2 separate regions of the Homo sapiens genome follow, and region 1 is linked to region 2. A link is an interaction called in ENCODE POLR2A ChIA-PET data of the cell type or tissue named here. Cell type or tissue: GM12878. All regions are shown on one strand. Each heading gives the region's core, and the rest is flanking DNA. Links, peaks and the distances in the headings are about the cores only. Region 1 overlaps CRTC3-AS1 (CRTC3 antisense RNA 1). Region 2 has its middle 15 kb from the start of SEMA4B.

Region 1 (2,802 bases), core at 78-2,577, 530 kb after region 2:
TGCACTCTCCTCTCCGGTGGCTGCATCCTCAGGCAGGCTCCCCTCCTAGTCCCACATCCAGGATGACACCTTAACAGTTTGGGAACTCCAACAGAAAGGGCACACCTATTACCACATTCCCGGTAGATTCTAGCCAAAGTCCTGTGGAGGGCTCTCATTGGCCCAGCTGGAGTCATCAGGCCAAGCCAGTAGGATATACTGATTGGCCAGGCTGACGTGGCAGGGCCACCCCTGGTGTTCCAGGCTTGAGAAGTCAGTCCCACATTGGCATGAGTTTCCTGGCTGAATTGAGAAAAGTGGCTCTCCAAAGCCGTGTCAGGCTGCTGTAAGTGGATGATTTTCCCCAGGCAAAGATTACAGATGTCTACTGCAAAAGGCAGTGTTTTTGATGTCTTTTTTTTTGGCTCTTTCATGCCAGGAAGCTGCTATTATGCCAAACGCATCTGTGGCTCAGGCCATACAGGACCAAACGAAAAGCCAAAGTTGTTTACATCTTTCCTATGATCTTGTTTTTGTGGGCGCCCAAAAAATTATATTACAAACCCTCCAACTAGTCCCAAGTCCATACCTCTAACTACCCCCTTTTTCTAACACAAAGCCAATATTTCCCCTGCCCTAAATTAACCCAAGGCTAGGTACTACAGAACCCCTAGAGATACCGCTAATCTCCAAAACCCACCAGAATTATTCAGACCACCCAGTCCCAAACTTTCCCTGCACTGCCTTGCCTTCCCTGCTGAAACGCTAATAAAGGTTCTCGTTTAAGCTTTCCCTTCACTCCCTTCTGCCTCCTGACCAAACCTGGTGCTTCTTCTCCATGTGGCCCTGCATGGCGTGGTGTGTCCCTCCTCTCAGGAAATGTGGATAAATTATTCCTTCAAAGCCACTAGTCTCTCTGTCATCAGTCAGTCGCTTCTATAAATTAAAATCCTACAGGTACAACTGAGAGAGGGGCTGCTGCGACTGAGTTTTCAGTCCTGGAAAACCACACTTTTTTTTTCTGTCTCTGCAAGGCTTTGGCAGTCTCTCCTCTCCACCCCCTTATTAATGCTGGCCTCTGTTTCACAGGTACCTCTCTACACGAGCAGGTGCAAATTGTCACTGATGGGGGAAACATGAAACAAACTCAGATGCCTCCAGGGACACGTGAGAAGCCACACTTGTTTCAGCCTATTGTTCTCTTGAGGGAATGTGGGCCCTGTGATGATGCTAGATCTTTCTTTTCTTTCTGTACCTTCCTCTCTTCTTCCCTCTCTCCTTCCTTCCCTCCTTCTCTCCTTCCCTCACACCCTCCCTCCCTTTCTTCTTTCCTCTTTTTTAAGAAAAACTGAAAATCTATTTCTGTTTTGATTGGAGCTTTTGTGTGTGTGTAAAATATGTTGTGTGTGTGTTTTTTTTTTCCACAGCAACTGCTTTTTGTGTGTGTGGTAAAATATGTATGAAATAAACTGCCATTTTAACCTTTTTATGAGTAGAACTCAATGGCATTAATTACATTCAAAATGCTGTACAGCCATTGCCACAATTTCTAAACTTTTTCATCCCCCCAAATGGAAACTATGAACCCAGTAAGCAATAATTCCTCATTCTTCCCTCCTTCCTACTCTCAGTTCCTGAAACCTCTAATCTACTTTCTGTCTCTATGAATTTGCCTATTCAAAATCTTTCATATAAATGGAGTCAGATCGTATTTGTTTTTTTGTGTTGGCATATTTGACTCAGAATGTTGTAGCATGTGTCAGAGCTTCACTCCTTTTCATGGCCGAATGATACTCCACTGTATGGATATACTACTTTTTTTTTTTTTTTTTTTGAGATGGAGCCTCGCTCTGTTGCCCAGGCTGGAGTGCAGTGGCACGATCTTGGCTCACTACAACCTCCACCTGCCAGGTTCAAGCAATTCTCCTGCCTCAGCCTCCCGAGTAGCTGGGGTTACAGGAACACGCCACCATGCCCGGCTAACTTTTTTGTATTTTTAGTAGAGACAGGGTTTCACTATGTTGGCCAGGCTGGTCTGGAACTCCTGACTTCAAGTGATCCACCCACCTCAGCCTCCCAAACTGCTGGGATTACAGGTGTGGGCCACTGTGCCCAGCTTATTAGATATACCACATTTTGTTTATTCATTCATCTGTTAATGAACATGTGGGTGAAATATGTCAATTTTTACTTGTTGCAAAAACAAAACACACCTTTTTTTTTTTTTTTTTTTTTTGAGACGGAGTCTCGCTCTGTGCCCCAGGCTGGAGTGCAGTGGCGCGATCTCGGCTCACTGCAAGCTCCACCTCCCAGGTTCATGCCATTCTCCTGCCTCAGCCTCCCGAGTAGCTGGGACTACAGGCGTGTGCCATGACACCTGGCTAATTTTTGTATTTTTAGTAGAGACGGCGTTTCACCATGTTAGCCACGATGGTCTCAATGTCCTGACCTCGTGATCTGCCTGCCTCGGCCTCCCAAAGTGCTGGGATTACAGGCATGAGCCACCGCGCCTGGCCAAAACACATCATTGTTAAATAACTCCTCAGGCTACCCTTCTCTATGGGAAAATGCAGAGTAAATCAACAGATTTTTAATAGCAAAATGGCCAAGGAAAAAGCAGGATAGAGACAACGCAAAGATACAAACAATCTACCAAATGAATAAAGCCACTAATGTTACTTAGGCTCAAACAGTATCCCCCAAAGTGAGAGGCTGGATACTCACAACTCGATAAAGGGTGACATTCACCTGATATTGTTGCTGTCTCACATGGCCTTAATCATCTTATTGCTTTTGTCTTCACTGTTCTTCAATTTTGTGCCC
Region 2 (2,802 bases), core at 204-2,703:
GGGCCTTTGAGCAGCGTTCACATCGCGCCAGTGCACCACCCCTACTCCTAAACCCGGGACCTGGTCCTGGGGGGAAGTCATTTGGAATTCGGAAAAGGCCTGGGCCCCTGCGGAATGGTCGTGGATATGACCTCCGAGTTAGGCCCTTTGTCATGGCTTCTTTCTTCTCACTGAGCACCAAGGTGCTAGAAGGAGAAGGCTAGAAGGAGAAGGAAGTTGAGGTTCTGGGCATGAAGCTGCAGTTGCGGCTACTCGGGAGTTATTCTGGTCTAGCAGAAAGGCGAAGGAGCCCTGGGTCATCTCGGGAAGGTCATCAAATCTCTGCCCACATTTCCTCACCTGTAATATGGGTATGTTATTTGAGTTAAACACAGGATTCCTCTAAAGGTTGAAATGCCTTAAAATTTTGTGCGGGAAGCATACAAACTTTTAAAAAGTTTTTTTCCCCATAATGCCTTAGAACTGGAAAAGATGTAGAAATCACCTTGGCCCATCCCCCCTCATTTTCATAAGGAAAACTGAAGCCAGAGAGATTAAATCGCTTCCCAAGATGACAGTGAGTTAGTGGGAAGGTCAGGATTTGAACTCAGGCCATGGCCGTTTCTTTTGGTGATTTTTTTTTTTTTTTTTTTTTTTTTTTGAGACGGAGTCTTGCTCTATCCTCCAGGCTACAGTGCAGTAGCGCGATCTTGGCTCACCGCAACCTCCACCTCCCTGGCTCAAGTGACTCTTCTGCCTCAGCCTCCTGAGTAGCTGGGACTACAGGCGTGTGCCACCATGCCAAGCTAATTTTTGTATTTTTAGTAGAGACAGGGTTTCACCATGTTGGCTAGGCTGGTCTCCAACTCCTGAGCTCAAGTGATCCGCCCACTTTGGCCTCCCAATGTGCCTGGTTTATAGGCTTGAGCCACCACGCCTGGCCTTTTTGGAGATTATACCTTCTGAAGCTCAGGAAAATCTAGGATATGTCTCCTTGCACCTGGGGCTCAAACTGTTGGTGACAGGTAATCTCCATATGGGGACATTGGCCAGGCATGGTGGCTCACGCCTGTAATCCCAGCACTTTGGGAGGTCGAGGCAGGCGGATCACCTGAGCTCAGGAGTTTGAAACCAGCCTGGTCAATGTGGTGAAACCTCGTCTCTAGTAAAAACACAAAATTAGCTGGGCATGGTGGCGCATGCCTGTAATCGCAGCGACTTGGGAGGCTGAGGCAGGAGAATCGCTTGAATCTGGGAGGCGGAGGTTCCCTGAGCCAGCCGAGATTGTGATTGCATTCCAGCCTGGACAACAAGAGTGAAACTCCATCTCAAAAAGCAAACAAAAAATAAAATAATAAAAATAAAGGCCAGGCACGGTGGCTCACGCCTGTAATCCCAGCACTTTGGGAGGCCGAGATGGGCGGAGAGGTCAGGAGATCAAGACCATCCTGGCTAACACAGTGAAACCCCGTCTCTACTAAAAATACAAAAAATTAGCCAGACGTGGTGGTGGGCGCCTGTAGTCCCAGCTACTCGCGAGGCTGAGACAGAAGAATGGTGTGAACCCGCGAGGCGGAGCTTGCAGTGAGCCGAGATTGCACCACTGCACTCCAGCCTGGGCGACAGAGCAAGACTCCGTCTCAAAAAATAATAATAATAAAAAACAAAAAAATAAAAATAAAATAAATAAAGATTGGGGACATTGGCAACAGTTGAACTAAAGATGGGAAACGGAGACTTGTGCCTTGGGGAGAGCTGAGTCTCCCCGCTGCATGGGTCTTGTGCCTTGAGGCTCTTGCTTTAATGTAGTATCTGACTACATTGGACAGGATGGTCCAAAGTAAGTCCCTGGGAGCCAAGCATTCAGCCACTCTCCAAAATACCATCTCTTCTGAAGCCAGCAAAGCTGGTGAGCCTGGAGCTAAGCAAGAAAACTGTTTAGCTTCCCTAAAGCAGGGAAATGGGACTCTAGTCCTGCCTCTATCCGTGTGGTGCTGTTTCCTTTGAAAGGGATAACAGAAAAGTGGGGGAAAAGATCCAGGAAGGAAAACGTGAATGAATCCTTTGGAAATGATTTGAGACAGCTAGAGCAGAAGACATTTGCTGGGTACCTGCTGTTTCCATGTTCTGTCCTGGGGCTGGAGATGAAAAAGCTGAGTTAGGCAGGCCTTGTCCCTGCATTCAAGGAGCTTGTAGAAGAGAAGGGAAGAGAGGGATGTGATGTGTAAGTGAGTATTTCACTGCAGCATAATGAGGTCCTAATAAGAATCTGAGCAGAGTGCAGAGGGAACTCGCAGGAGCAACTCTGGAAATTAGTTGAAAACAGCAGGATTCTAGCCTGGGAGCACTTCTAGAACTCTGCCAAGTTGGCCGTGGCCACTACCTTTGTTGGAAACAAAGCATAAGGGAGTGAAAGTGTCTAAAGAAAGGTGGGGGCTGGGTGCAGTGACCCACGCCTGTAATCCCAGCATTTTGGGAGGCCGAGGCAGGCAGATCACGAGGTCAGGAGATTGAGACCAGCCTGACCAATATGGTGAAATCTTGTCTCTACTAAAAATACAAAAATTAGCCGGGCATGGTGGTGCATGCCTGTAATCCCAGCTACTCAGGAGGCTGAGGCAAGAGAATCGCTTGAACCCAGGAGGCGGAGGTTGCAGTGAGCTGAGATCATGCCATTGCACTCCAGCCTGGGTGACAGAATGAGACTCCATCTCAAAAAAAAAAAAAAAGAAAGAAAAGAAACGTGGGTCAGGCATGGTGGCTCATGCCTGTAATCCCAGCACTTTGGGAGGCCAAGGTGGGTGGATCGCTTGAGTCCAGGAG

Evidence for each region. ChIA-PET counts read pairs that join two places held together with the same protein. Peaks named below come from ENCODE experiments on the same cell type or tissue, not always from the same donor. Only the 100,000 strongest peaks of a DNase experiment are listed, where the experiment ranks them.
Region 1: POLR2A ChIA-PET joins it to region 2 with 10 read pairs; 3 of 35 experiments call an interaction of 5 or more read pairs at or near these places.

What each region holds. Positions count from the first base shown.
Region 1 is chr15:90,710,440-90,713,241 of GRCh38, forward strand. It overlaps CRTC3-AS1 (CRTC3 antisense RNA 1), which reads right to left. Exons shown (of 4, transcript NR_120372.1): 2 at 2,728-2,802. Among named protein-coding and RNA genes, the nearest start is that of CRTC3-AS1, 5.3 kb to the right of the region's middle. In GM12878, for the core only: no CTCF peak of the experiment used is centred there; a DNase peak (open chromatin) is centred at 1,143; H3K27ac peaks cover 528 bases.
Region 2 is chr15:90,185,312-90,188,113 of GRCh38, forward strand. It overlaps a transcript of SEMA4B not described here. Among named protein-coding and RNA genes, the nearest start is that of SEMA4B, 15 kb to the right of the region's middle. RefSeq lists a silencer at 1-22. In GM12878, for the core only: no CTCF peak of the experiment used is centred there; no DNase peak of the experiment used is centred there; H3K4me3 peaks cover 998 bases; H3K27ac peaks cover 188 bases.